Regions from separate parts of the Homo sapiens genome. Here region 2 is linked to region 1. A link is an interaction called in ENCODE POLR2A ChIA-PET data of the cell type or tissue named here. Cell type or tissue: MCF 10A. All regions are shown on one strand. Links, peaks and the distances in the headings refer to the core of each region. The heading gives the core; the rest is flanking DNA.

Region 1 (8,135 bases), core at 2,684-5,183:
CCCAATTATCCCTTTGATACAGGTTGAGTATCCCTAATCTGAAAATCCAAAATCTGAAATCCAAAACTTTTGAGTATCAACATCACAATGCAGATGACCATCATTAACACTGCAGAAAATGTACCTACAGGCGACAAGGTGAAAGTATGCAACAGGCTTACTGAAGAACTAGAGCAGCATTTATCCAGAACAGAAAAAGAAATCATGTCCCTTTATAAAATCAAAGAGAAACTTCTAAGACAAAAACCATTGCTAATGAGGCAGATGACTCTGAAGTAAATATCTTAAAAAGCCACCCAGCAGAATGCCTCCTTATCCCTAGAGAACCCACTTCCTGGTCCCTCAACTGCTTCTGGTGTTTCTTCTCACCTAAAAAAATAAAACACGGTGTAAAATACCTCTTAATTAAACACAACATCATAGATGGAGATTGAAAACGTGCTGCTGTTTGTTGTTGCTATTGTCTAACAGCTGATACAGGCGTTCTGATGATGCTACTGTGCTGCTTAATTACTCTGAACATATTTTTCACTGTATTAATGTGTCTTTTTTTAAACTGTTAATTAATTATGTGTGAATAAATGTAAGAGAATAATTGCTTATTGGTAGCATGGAAATTCAGAGTGAGGAATGATGGTGTTGCCAAACAACCAGACTGTCCCATGGGTGGCTGACAAAGTGACACCTTTGCTTTCTAATGGTTCAATGTATACAAACTTTGCTTCATGCACAAAACTATAAAAAGTATTCTATCTTTAGGCTACGTGTATAAGCTGTATATAAAACATGAATGAGGCCGAGCGCAGTGGCTCACACCTGTAATCCCAGCACTTTGGGAGGCCGAGGTGGGTGGATCACATGAGGTCAGGAGTTTGAGACCAGCCTGACCAACATGGTGAAACCCTGTCTCTACTAAAAATACAAAAAATTAGCCAGGCGTGTGGTGCACACTTGTAATCCCAGCTACTCTGGAGGCTGAGGCAGGAGAAGGGCTTCAACCCAGGAGGCAGAGGTTACAGTGAGCTGAGATCACACCACTGCACTCCAGCTTGGGTGAGAGTGACTGTCTCAAAAGCAAACAAACAAACAAAACGTAAATGAACTTTGTGGATCTCATCCCCAAGATAACTCATTATGTATATGCAAATATTCCAAAATCCAACAAAAAACATCTTCAATTACTTCTGGTCCCAAGCATTTTGGATAAGGGATACTCAACCTGTATATTTATATGAACTCAATGCAAAATGTAGTCAGTTAAAGGCTAATAAGCTCACAATTAATGAATGAAGCAGTGTATCTCGCAATTAAATAATTGTTAAAATAACCTCACAGTTAATGTTAAGTCAACATAGTATCACCAACATCACCTGGTCAAAAAGACTGACAATATAATTTAATGAAATAATGCTTATGAAGGTAATTTGCAAACTATAAAATGCTAAGCAAATATAAAGACTCTACCTCATTAATCAAGTTCAGGCATTCAGAAAATGTGTTGTTTACTTTTTCAGTAAATAATCTTTGTTCATCTTCTTCTGCCATGGTAGTCCAAAAAGACCCAACTGGTTTTTCATTTTGTCCTGCAGGCTCATGCTGAGTAACTACTGAATTAGGGGGCCTTTTTAGCACTCTTCCTTTGCCAGCTTTCCACTCACTCAGACGAGCTCTATAGTTAGAAGCAGATATAAACGTTACTTTGAAATTGCTGACAGAACTCTGTCAAATAAAGTTAAAAGAAAAAATCATATTTTTAAGTAATCTTACTTTAATGGCATATATAGTTCACAAGCTTGAAGAAATATTAAACATATCAACGTCAATTATGCTCAATGATTCCATGAATGCATTTTTTGATTTGAGATTATAAAGTATTTCCCAATTATTATTAAGCATTTACCTTAGATTTTAAAAAGCAACCTTATAAAACATACTCAAACACAAAAACTTTTAGGTCATATTGTTCCACAATATAAATTTGCCTGCATATGACAGAAGAGAAACCATGAAAGAAAATTCTAATGCAGTCAAGGAAATTATAATCCAAATCTACAAACAGTACTTTATTGAAAACTAATGTAATAAAGAAAATTATATCTACTTACTTTCTCTCTTCCGAGGTTTCTTTGGGCTGAGCTGATCTACTATCAACAATTGCTTTTCCTGCAGTATGTCTTCGCTGGTCAACGGGCTCTGACTTTTCCATCAGTTTATCATTAGACAATGAAGCAGGCCTGGCTATAACTTCAGATGCTATGGATCTTGATAGAGTCTTATTTCTTATTATACCTTGAGAAGAACTGGTTTTGACACTAGATAAAGCTGTTTTTGATTGTAATAGTTCTTTTTCATGAGGCCCTTTCCGGATTGTAACATTGGCAGAAGTTCTACTGATGCCTTGTTTCACAGTGTCCCGGGTATTACTGTGATGACTTCTAATAGGAGGTCGCACAAGTTGTGTGTTCTGAGATGTAGTGCTCACAAATTTAGTAGTGGCAGTCATATTGGAGGATCTATTACTTTTCACTGTTACACTGCTGGTGTTTACAGGCTGAGGTTTTGTGGCTTTAGGTATAGTGGCTGAAAGTTTCTTTGTTGCTGCAGAACTCTCATCTTTGACTTGTAGAGGTTTTCTAAATGAATTAATCTTAGACTGAACAATCTGGCCACGATAAGATCCAAGCACAGGTTTCTTGGGCATGTTAGCATCTTGCTTTTGTTTTTCTGTAGTCATTTGTTTCTTTTTACTATTGTTTTTAAGGTGAAATGCCTGGCTTAATGTCATATGTTGACTTTGGGGATCATCTTCAGTTAGTAACAAATGCGGAGTTTGATTACTATCCTTAGGTTTATGTGTGTCAATTACTACAGTTGAATTGGTTAGTTCATTTGAAGGTTTTAAAGGAATACAATGTTTCCCCACCACTGTATTATTTTTGCTCTCTGCAGGTCTCTTCATGTTTTCTTTATCAGCCTGAAAGAATTATTTAAGAAAAGTGTTTAGGAAAGGCAAAATGGAAAAGGGGACAGTTTAAGAGTGCTATGTCCACATCTTACCATTTTTGTTTTAAGTTTCAGCACTTTAGTCCCTTCTTGAACTTGGTCCTCAGATGTCACAACTCTCTGATCTCTACTACTTAAAAACAAACAAACAAAATGATCAATCAATCCTGTACCAAGGAGGCTTCCTTTTGGGGAGGAAGAAGAGGGCAATGTTAACAATTAACTGACTTACTAATTTTAAATTTAAAAAAGACCTGAGTTGAAATTTGTCCTAAGCGGCCAGGCGCGGTGGCTCATGCCTGTAATCCCAGCACTTTGGGAGGCCGAGGTGGGCAGATCACGAGGTCAGGAGATCGAGACCATCCTGACTAACACAGTGAAACCCCGTCTCTACTAAAAATACAAAAAATTAGCCGGGCATGGTGGCGGGCGCTTGTAGTCCTGTAGTCCCAGCTACTAGGGAGGCTGAGGAAGGAGAATGGCATGAACCCGGGAGGCGGAGTTCGCAGTGAGCCAAGATCGAGCCACTGCACTCCAGCCTGGGTGACAGAGAGAGACTCTGTCTCAAAAAAAAATAGTGTAAACAAATGGCTGAGGAATTTAAAGATATTTTCTAAAAGTCCTAACACTCTCTGCCCATAGAATTTGTAAATACTTAATAATCTTATTTCAAATCATTCTCAAGTCATTCAAACAAGTCTTCAAATAACCTTTAGTAAGTAATACCTCCTTGGGTTAGTTTTAAGTACTTAGTAACAGATGTACTACATTGAAAATACTTTTATTAAAGAGCCCTCCCAGAAGTGATCCAAAAATTACCATATGCCATTCACAGCTTAATTTATATTAGGATACATTAAGAATATGCACTGCTGGTTGTGGTGGCTCATGCCTGTAATAGCAGCACTTTGGGAGGCCGAGGTGGGGGGATTACTTGAGCTCAGGAGTTCGAGAGCAGCCTGGGCAACACGGCAAAACCCCATCTCTACAAAAAAATAAAAAATTAGTTGGGTGTGGTGGTGGGTGCCATAGTCCCAGCTACTTGGGAGGCTGGGGTGGAGGACTGCTTGAGCCTGGGAGTTGAGGCAGTGGGCCAAGATCCCGTCACTGCACTAGAGGCTGAGTGACACAGAATGAGATCATCTCTCAAAAAAAAGAACGTTAGTTTCTAGGCGGTATTGCAAAGAAAATCCCTCCTCAAGAAACTGACTTAACTTATTTTTACAGCTATAAACTGGCTAAGGCAGACTGTGAGCATCTCTTAGCAAGTGATTTTAACAATTTTGTGTACTATAACGATAGGAAAAAATACGGTCAATTAGACATGCCATTGATTTTAAGACAGATCCTAAGTTCAGAGATCACATTAAAATGCGTGATCTCTCATTCTCTGAAAAAAAAAATGAGGCCAGGAACAGTGGGTCACACCTGTAATCCTAGCACTCTGGGTAGAGAAGGTGGGCAGATCACCTCAGGTCAGGAGTTTGAGACCAGCCTGGCCAACACGGCGAAACCCTGTCTCTACTAAAATCAAAAATATTGGCCAGGCATGGTGGCAAATGCTTGTAATCCCAGCTACCCTGGAGGCTGAGGCAGGAGAATCGCTTGAACCCACGAGGCAGAGGTTGCAGTGAGCTGAGATCGCGCCACTGCACTATAGCCTAGGCGACAGAGCAAGGCTCCGTCTCAAAAAAACAAAACAAAACAAAATATATATATATATATTTTACATTTGACATAATTTAGTAGTTAATAATTTTGCTTACATTGCCTTTCATATCTATTTGTTCTGTCAGCTTGGAGAAGGAACAGAACTTTGACACAACCTGTACTATACATTTTGAACAATGGTGAAGGAAGATCAAAATGTGCCACTTAACAGGGTATCTTAGTAGCTAACTGCCAGCTAACAAAACAAAACTCAGGATGACAAGAAGAACCCATCTTACTCACCTGTCCAGTGGGGAGACTTAATCCTATTCTGTCTTATTATAAAACTGCCCTCAGAAGGGTTATCGGAAATGAGTCTTAGGATATCTATACTTTAGAGATTGTAAAATATAACTGTTTAATTCTGAAAAGCTGCAACACAGGTTGGTTGTCTTATTTAATGATTCACTGCTGAGGTGATAACATTTAAATTGACATCTGTTTTCCTTTTTTTTTTTTTTGAGACAAAGTCTCGCTCTTGTCACCCAGGCTGGAGTGCGATGGCCTGATCTTGGCTCACTGCAACCTCCGCCTCCCAGGTTCAAGCGATTCTTCTGCCTCGGCCCTCCCCGGAATTACAGGCGCCTGACACCACACCCGGCTAATTTTTATATTTTTAGTAGAGACGGGGTTTCACCATGTTGGCCAGGCTGGTCTAGAACTCTTGACCTCAAGTGATACACCCGCCTCAGCCTCCCAAAGTGCTGGGATTACAGGCATGAGCCACTGCACCCAGCCAACATCTGTTTTCTGAAAGGAATAAATGTAGTACTTAAGCCACATGAAGCGTTTTAGAATTTTCTTTTCTTCCTATTAAGAGTATTATAAACCCCTGACCTTGTTGGATTCTTTATTTAAATAAGTGGTTGAGAGTCACTGTCTGAATCCATATTATCTCTACTTATTCCCTAGTAATTTCATTCCATCCTAAGGTTTTTAAGTAAATATCATCTGTATACTAATCAATTCCTGAGTTTATGCTTCCAGCCCCAACCCCTCCCCTGAACTTCAGACACACAATTATTTGGCATATCTGCTTGGATGTCTGGTTGGTACCTCAAACATAGTCAAAACAGAACTCCTAATTCCCCAGCTCCTCCTTCAGGCTTCCTATTTCAGTATACGGTTATCACCATTCATTTACTTATTCAAATAAAAAACCTAGGATCACCTTTTTGTCTTAAACAAAGAAATAAAAGATTTATTTGTGAAGGATAAACTGTTTATTCCAAACTAAAGCAACTTATTAATATAAAGTTAGAAATTATTTTTAAAATTTTAGAATGCCAAACTTACACAAAGTTGCAAAAATATAAACAGGTCAAAGAATATCTGTACACTCTTTACCCAGGATCCACCTATTGTTAAAATTTTTATCCCATTTGCGTTATCATTTCCACTCTCTGAATATGTGTGTGGGTGGTATATACAATTTTGTTTACCTGAGACAATTTTTTTTTTTTTTGAGACGGAGTCTCGCTCTGTCACCCAGGCTGGAGTGCAATGGCACGATCTCGGCTCACTGCAACCTCCATCTCCCAGGTTCAAGCGATTCTCCTGCCTCAGCCTCCCCAGTAGCTGGGATTACAAGCACCCACCACCATGCCTGGCTAATTTTTTGTATTTTTAGTAGAGACGGGGTTTCACTGTGTTAGCCAGGCTGGTCTTGATCTCCTGACCTCGTGATCTGCCCACCTCAGCCTCCTAAAGTGCTGGGATTACAGGTGTAAGCCACAGCACCCAGCCTAAGCCTGTAAGGATGTTATTACTGGTTATCCCTAGAGAGTGAGGGGACCTTTTGCCTTTCTGCTTCATCTACTTTCATGGGTTTTTGTTTTTGCTACAGCTATGTACTATCTAAGATATTTTAACAAAATAATAAAGATATTTCTGTGGAGGGTTGAGACTACAACTAGTAATCTCTAAGCATTTGGGAGGGCCACCCAACCCTTCCCTGATGAACTCCCCCATACACTGAGTAAAAAGCTTTGCTAAATAATAGAAAGACTGACCTTTGTGTGGTGTAAACAGTAAGTTGATAATCTAGTCTATGCACATACTTTGCTTTATAATTGTTTTTTTCTCTTAGACTGTGAATTAATTTACGTAGAAAACGATAATCTAGGCCGGGCGCGGTGGCTCATCCTTGTAATCACAGCACTTTCAGAGGCTGAGGTGGGCGGATCTCAAGGTCAGGAGTCCAAGACCAGCCCGGCCAACATAGTGAAACCCGGTCTCTGTTTAAAATACAAAAATTAGCAGGGAATGGTGGCACTTGCCTGTAGTCAGTCCCAGGTATTTGGGAAGCTGAGGCAGGAGATTCACTTGAACCCAGAAGGTGGAGGCTGCAGTGAGCCAAGATCACGCTACTGCACTCCAACCTGGCAACAGAGTGAGACTCTGTCTCAAAAAAAAAAAAATTAATAAAACGATGATCTAATGCTGCACCATCCAATAAAGTAGCCACTAGCCAATGTGGCTACTGAGTGCTTGAAATGTGGATAGACCAAATGGAAATGTCCTGTAACTGTAAAATAGACACCAGATTTTAAAGACGTTGTACCACAAAAAGACGTAAAATAATATGTAAGCAGTTTTTCTAAATGTGGCTACTAGAAAATTTAAAATTACAGATATGGCTTACTTTACATTTTCATTGGACAGATCTGATACAATTTTACAGAAGTGAAAAGAAATAAACTTGACCTTACCTGGATAACATCTCATTTTCCTGCTTGTATGCAAAAAGCGTTTTTCTTCTCAACAGATGTTCCTTGAGTTTTTGTCTTCTTTGCTCTAGATAACAAAGGTAAGAGCTACAAGTCAATATTAGTTAAAACATCGATAACGGCAAATAAATCTTGTTGACTAAATGAAGAGTTTACTTCCAAAGCTGGTTCCACCTGAGGTCACATCTATATAACAGAAAATTCTCCAATTCAATATTGCCTTTGAGAAATCACCTTAGAAGAGACTGTTACCACAACAGGTCCCCAAAACCCCTCTGCATAAGAATCACATTCTCTACTCCCTGTGAAAAATCTGGAGAACATCATTTTCTACATACAGCTCCTGCTAGCCAAGCTTTAAGAAACTAAATGGTAGAAGTGAGGCACTAGACTCGAAAGTTCTAATTTACCAGAACTGGGTTAGATGAGAATTACTTTCTTCTGCTTTCCCGTGTGTAGAATAAGGGAATAACAATATTAGTTTTGAAGACCCAACCAACCCTCGGTTTCCATAAAGTCGAAGGAGAAGCTGTGAAATTGGAAATAACACATGATGCGACCCCAGCCCTGCAGAAATTCGCTAGGGACCTAAGAGGCGGAGGACCCAGCGCAGGCGCAGTCGGTCCCTGAACCTGTGCAGCCCCGCCCCCAAGCGGACCCAGGGTCTCCGACACCGACCCCGGCCTGAGGCCC
Region 2 (5,157 bases), core at 2,658-5,157, 470 kb before region 1:
TGAGGGATTGGTTCCAGGATCCCCTGTGGGTACCAAAATCCATGCATGCTCAAGTCCCTTATATAAAATGGCATAACATTTGCATATAACCTACGCACATCCTCCCAAATACTTTGAATCATCTCTACATTACTTATAATACTGAATACAATGCCTACACATCACTTCATTTGCGTGGATTCAACATAATGCTCAGCACTAGGCAAATTCAAGTTTTGCTTCTTAGAACTTTGTGGAATTTTTTTCTGAATATTTTTGATCTGCATTTGGTTGAATCCATAGATGAACCCACAGATACAGACAAGTGACAGTACTCAGAATCCTCCAGACTCAAACATGGGTGAGGGCACGCAGATGTAGACAGGCTAGAATTTGCTCTTAGAGATCTTCAGGTCCCTAAGACCTGAAGTCCATCAGGGAACAGGGGTTATGAGGCTCTTTTGGAAACAAAGGGCCCACAGACATTTTCTAGCAAGCATTCTTTTTCCTTCCAAACCCATCAGAAGGAATGAGGTTGCATTGGTGTAGATGGATGCTGCTCTGTAAGGCTGGGGAGGAGTGCACTAAGGGAGATATGTCCCATGCCACGGAGACCTGCTGTGACCTCTCATGAACTCCAGGTGCCAGCCCTCTCTGCTTTTTTCATCTCTCATTCTCATCCTGACTCCAGCCCAGCCTGTAGTCCATGCTCAGTCATTTCCACATTAAGCCCCCTCACATCCTTTCAATCAGATTTATGTCGCTCTGCTACTTGCTCAGGTCCTGTTTTCATATCCCTCCTTTCCTTCCCTTCCACATACGTCGAAAGAGGTACTGGTGCTTCCACCGCCTCCCCACTCAATCTCCTTTTATCCCTTATTGCCTGTCCACCTGCCTCATCTCACACGGCTCAGGAACCATCTCCCAAATGCCATAGGAAAGACCTTTCCTCACTCATCCCTCTGACTTCCAGGCAGCCTTTGACCCTGCTGACCATCCTGTCTTCTTCAAACGTTCTTGGTTTGTCTGCCATTTTAGCAGCCTGGGTGTTCCCCACGTTTCTGAATGCTCCTTCTTGGTTGCTTTCACCAGTGTCTCTTTCTCACTCTCTAAATCTGAGGACTCCCCAAGGTCCTACCCTCAGTCTTCTTCTCTAGCCAGGTTCATTGCTTCACCTCTTTGCAGACGACTCACAGTCTGCCTCTGCATCTCTGACATCTTCCCAGAGCCCCAGACCTACATTTCTAGCTGACTCGTGGACATTCCCATCAAGATGTTCTAGTCAAACACGTTCAAAACATGTTCAACAGCATGTTCAACATCCAGGCTTCCCTTCAGCAGAGATTTGTGCGAAACAGATGCCAGGCAGTGGGCAAAGCACTGAAAATACAAAGATTAATAAGATCCAATCCTTGCCCTCAAGGCCTTCATAATCTAGTGGAGGAGACAGACTTATAATCAGGCAATTCTAAGAAAATGTGAAAATGCGGAGAGACACAAGATATTATGAGTGCATTGAAGAGAGGCACTTAAGTGAGAAACCTCACCCAGACTGAGGAGGAGGGAATCTGGAAGTTTTCTCAGAAGATAGGATGCCTGAATCAAGTTCTAAAGAATAAGTATGAAGAGATGATTAGGAGGAACTCTGAGAGCATAATTAGGCAGAATTTATTGACAGTATCCTGTTGATTGATTGTTCGTTGGCAGTGACAAACAGAAGTCAGGCATGATACCCAAGAGTCTAGCTCCACCAATCCCAGGTACCCAGTGCTCAAAATCTCAAAGCCATGCTGACTTCCTCTTCACCCCACCCCTCCCAATCTATAGTTCAAGAAATGACAGTCTCACAGATCACCTGAGGTCAGGAGTTTGAGACCAGCCTGACCAACATGGCGAAACCCCTTCTTTACTAAAAATACAAAATTAGACTGGCATAGTGGTGCCTGCCTGTAATCCCAGATACTTGGGAGGCTGAGGCAGGAGAATCACTTAAACCTGGGAGGCAGAGGTTGCAGTGAGCCAAGATCACACCATTGCATGCCAGCCTGGGCAAAAAGAGTGAAACTCCATCTCAAAAAACAAGAAAAAAGAAATGACACCCTCATGTTTGTCTGCAAAGCCATCCTTTCCCTGCCATCCTCTCAGCACAAGCTGCCACTGTGTTCTTGCCTATCTTTCACTCCACGGCATCCTGACTCTCCTCTGTCCTCAGTAGCCTAAGGAGCTCCTCTTTCTTTTTCCCCTCCTTCTCCTTCTTCTCCCTCTCCCTCTCATCAAACTGCTCTATTTACTCTCTTCTGAACATTCTCGCATCTGTGTGTCTCTGCTCAGGCACCTGTGCACCTGGAATGATCTTCTCCACCCATTGCCCTACCTAAAATAATCCTGTCCACACTGCAGAATAATATGTGTAATATTATATTGTTTTAGTAAAAACAAGCCCACCTATATTGTTTGCATACATAGATTCAAAGAAGAGGACAGGAGAGGAGAGGAAAAGAAGGGAGGGAAGAGAGGATAAAAGGAGAGGGAAGGAGGAAGAAAAGGAGGAAGGAAGGAAAGGGGACATGAATGGAAGGAGGGAAAAAGGACAGAAAGCGGGAAGTAAGTACATTTGTTTCCCATTGCTGCTATAGCAAATTACCACAAACTTGGCAGCTTAGAGATATAAATGTATCACCTTATAGTTCTAGAAATCACAGGTCTGAAATGAGTCAGCAGGAGGGGAATTCCTCCAGTTCTTTCTGGAGGCTCCAAGGGAATAATCCATTTTCTTACCTTTTCCAGCTTCTAAAATCTGCTTCTAATCCCTGGCTCACGGCCCCATCCTCCATCTTCAAAGCCAGCAGTGCAGCACCTTCAAACCCCCAAACCTCTCTCTAACTCTGACCTCTCCAGCTTCTCTCTTTTAGTTATTTATTTATTTATTTTTGACACAGGGTCTTGTTCTGTTGCCCAGACTGAAGTGCAGTGGCATGATCATGGCTCACTGTAGCCTTTACCTCCCCGGCTCAAGCGATTCTCCTGCCTCAGTCCCTAAGTAGCTGGGACTAGAGGCCCGGATAATTTTTGTATATTTGGTAGAGACAGAGTTTTGCCATGTTGCCCAGGGTGGTCTCAAACTTCTGGCCTCAAGTGATCCACCCACCTTGGCCTCCCAAAGTGCTGGGATTACAAGTGTGAGCCACCGCACCCAACTTCCCTCTGACAAGGACACTTGTGATTACATTTAGGGCCCACCTGGGTAATTCAGCATAATTCTGTCCATTTCAGGATCCTTCACTTAATAACATCTGCAAAGATTCTTTGCCATATAGGGTAATATATTTAACTTCTGGGGATTATGACGTGAACATCTTGGCAAGGCGGGGCATGGGGGTGCATTATTCCGTCTACCACAGGGAAGGATGGAGGAAACGAGGGAAGAAGAAATTCTATGCAGGACTCCTCCTCTGTGACATTTGTCCTGAGTTTTCAACTGTCTGTTCTCTCGTCCAACTCTGAACCCTAGCCACCCTTGGTCTTCTCTCTCCTGTGGTTCTCAGAGAAGCTAGAATTTAAGGTCCTTGAAGCAGAAACTGTCCCTTTCTCATCTTTGTTTCCTCTGCTGCCACTCGCCAGGCCTCTTGCGTAACATTGGCTCAATAATATTTGTGGAAATGGATTGAATTGTTGAAAACACAGCTCCCCTGCCTGGACATGCCCTTGTGGCCTAGGCTGACAGCCTTGAGATTACTGCCTAATGAATCAAGCTGCTGAGCCTGGTCCAGCTGTGCCTTTCAGAATGTGTTCGGGTTTGCTTTGCCAAGTGCAGATTATTGCCCCTGTCACCCGCTTTTCAAGACCCTGAGCCGCCAAGCCGAGGCGGGCAGGACCACCTGATTGGAGAAGCAGCTGCAGAGGCAGCCAGCGAGACGTGGCTTCGGCTCACCTGCCTTGAGTGACGTGAAACATAATGCCGGTCTCCAAAGCTGCCAGCTGCAAGGCTGCAGAGGCCCGAGGCAGGGTTGTCACCACTTACCTGACTGGTTCCATATGGCCTCTCCCCATCCCACTCCTACCACCCCTGTTGACCTGGTGGTGGTGATGTTTTAATAAAGATGTGGCTGTATGTGCTCAGAGGTGGTTGGAGGTCTTTTTTTTTCTTAATGAGACAAGAACGTGTACAATTCCAGAAACATCAGATCAAGCGTGATTGTGAACATTTAAGAGGAGCCTGTCTCACACAGAGGCCAAAGATGTCTGGTTTGAGGATCACTGGAATCTGGCCCATAATGAGTTCAAGGGAGGATCCCCAAGGCTGGCACAAGACAACTGGCTAATGGGGCTGCCATCTTTGGACAGGGCTACAAAGAAAGCCTCATGGCATCCAGGAGGACTTGAAAAGGAAGCTGCAGGGCAGCCCCTGTGACGCTGGGCACAGCTCCCAGGATAGAGGAATGAAGGCCTCAGGAATGAGGAAACACAGCTGCCAGGCTGCAGCTGTTCCCATCCGTACCTCCCTCTGATGGCCTCACTTTCCTTGCTCCCCACAGAGGGTGAAGTGCTTTCACCTGGGCTCTCTGCTCCTCTCTCTCTCTGGATCCTTCTTCCTCTGAGAGTGAAGAGAGAAACCAGGTCCGGGAGTGATGAGTGTGGTGAGGCTCTTCTAAAAGCAAAACTTTCCCATGTGTCTGTGAATTATCCATTCATTCATTCACTCAATAGGCACTGAGTTCCTCTGACGAGCCAGGAGCTGCTTGGGTGCTGGGAAACTGCAGTACACAAAGCAGGCATAAGATAACTAAGATAAATAAGCGAAATGGATAGCATGCAGGATAGTAATGACTGCTGAAGAGAAAGATAAAGCAGAGAAGATGGAGAGGAAATGTGGAGAGGGCTGCAATGTTAGCTGGGTGCGGCCAGGCACTGGTAGGCCCACACTGACTTCCCTAAGCAAATGCTTTTAGAATCAGTGTGAATCCATTTCACTTTCCTAATCTCTGAATCCCACTGCTCCCAAAGGTTTGCCTTCCAGCTTTTGCCTCTCCTCCCAGTTTCATGCCTGCACCACTGTATTCCTGCTGCCTGGGAATTTGCTCCTCTAGATTTCAGTAACTGGAATTACAATCAGCCTGAGCTGTTTGTAGGAAAGCCAGAGCACCCGGTCTGAGTTCCACCCTCAGAGGAGCCAGGTGG

Evidence for each region. ChIA-PET counts read pairs that join two places held together with the same protein. Peaks named below come from ENCODE experiments on the same cell type or tissue, not always from the same donor. Only the 100,000 strongest peaks of a DNase experiment are listed, where the experiment ranks them.
Region 2: POLR2A ChIA-PET joins it to region 1 with 5 read pairs; 3 of 35 experiments call an interaction of 5 or more read pairs at or near these places.

The regions. Positions count from the first base shown.
Region 1 is chr13:52,455,897-52,464,031 of GRCh38, reverse strand. CKAP2 (cytoskeleton associated protein 2) reads right to left here. Exons shown (of 9, transcript NM_018204.5): 2 at 7,425-7,509; 3 at 3,058-3,133; 4 at 2,106-2,974; 5 at 1,465-1,669. Among named protein-coding and RNA genes, the nearest start is that of CKAP2, 4.5 kb to the right of the region's middle. In MCF 10A, for the core only: no CTCF peak of the experiment used is centred there; a DNase peak (open chromatin) is centred at 4,111.
Region 2 is chr13:52,924,683-52,929,839 of GRCh38, reverse strand. No RefSeq gene overlaps it. Among named protein-coding and RNA genes, the nearest start is that of PCDH8, 79 kb to the right of the region's middle. RefSeq lists an enhancer at 3,857-4,357. In MCF 10A, for the core only: no CTCF peak of the experiment used is centred there; DNase peaks (open chromatin) are centred at 2,699 and 3,679.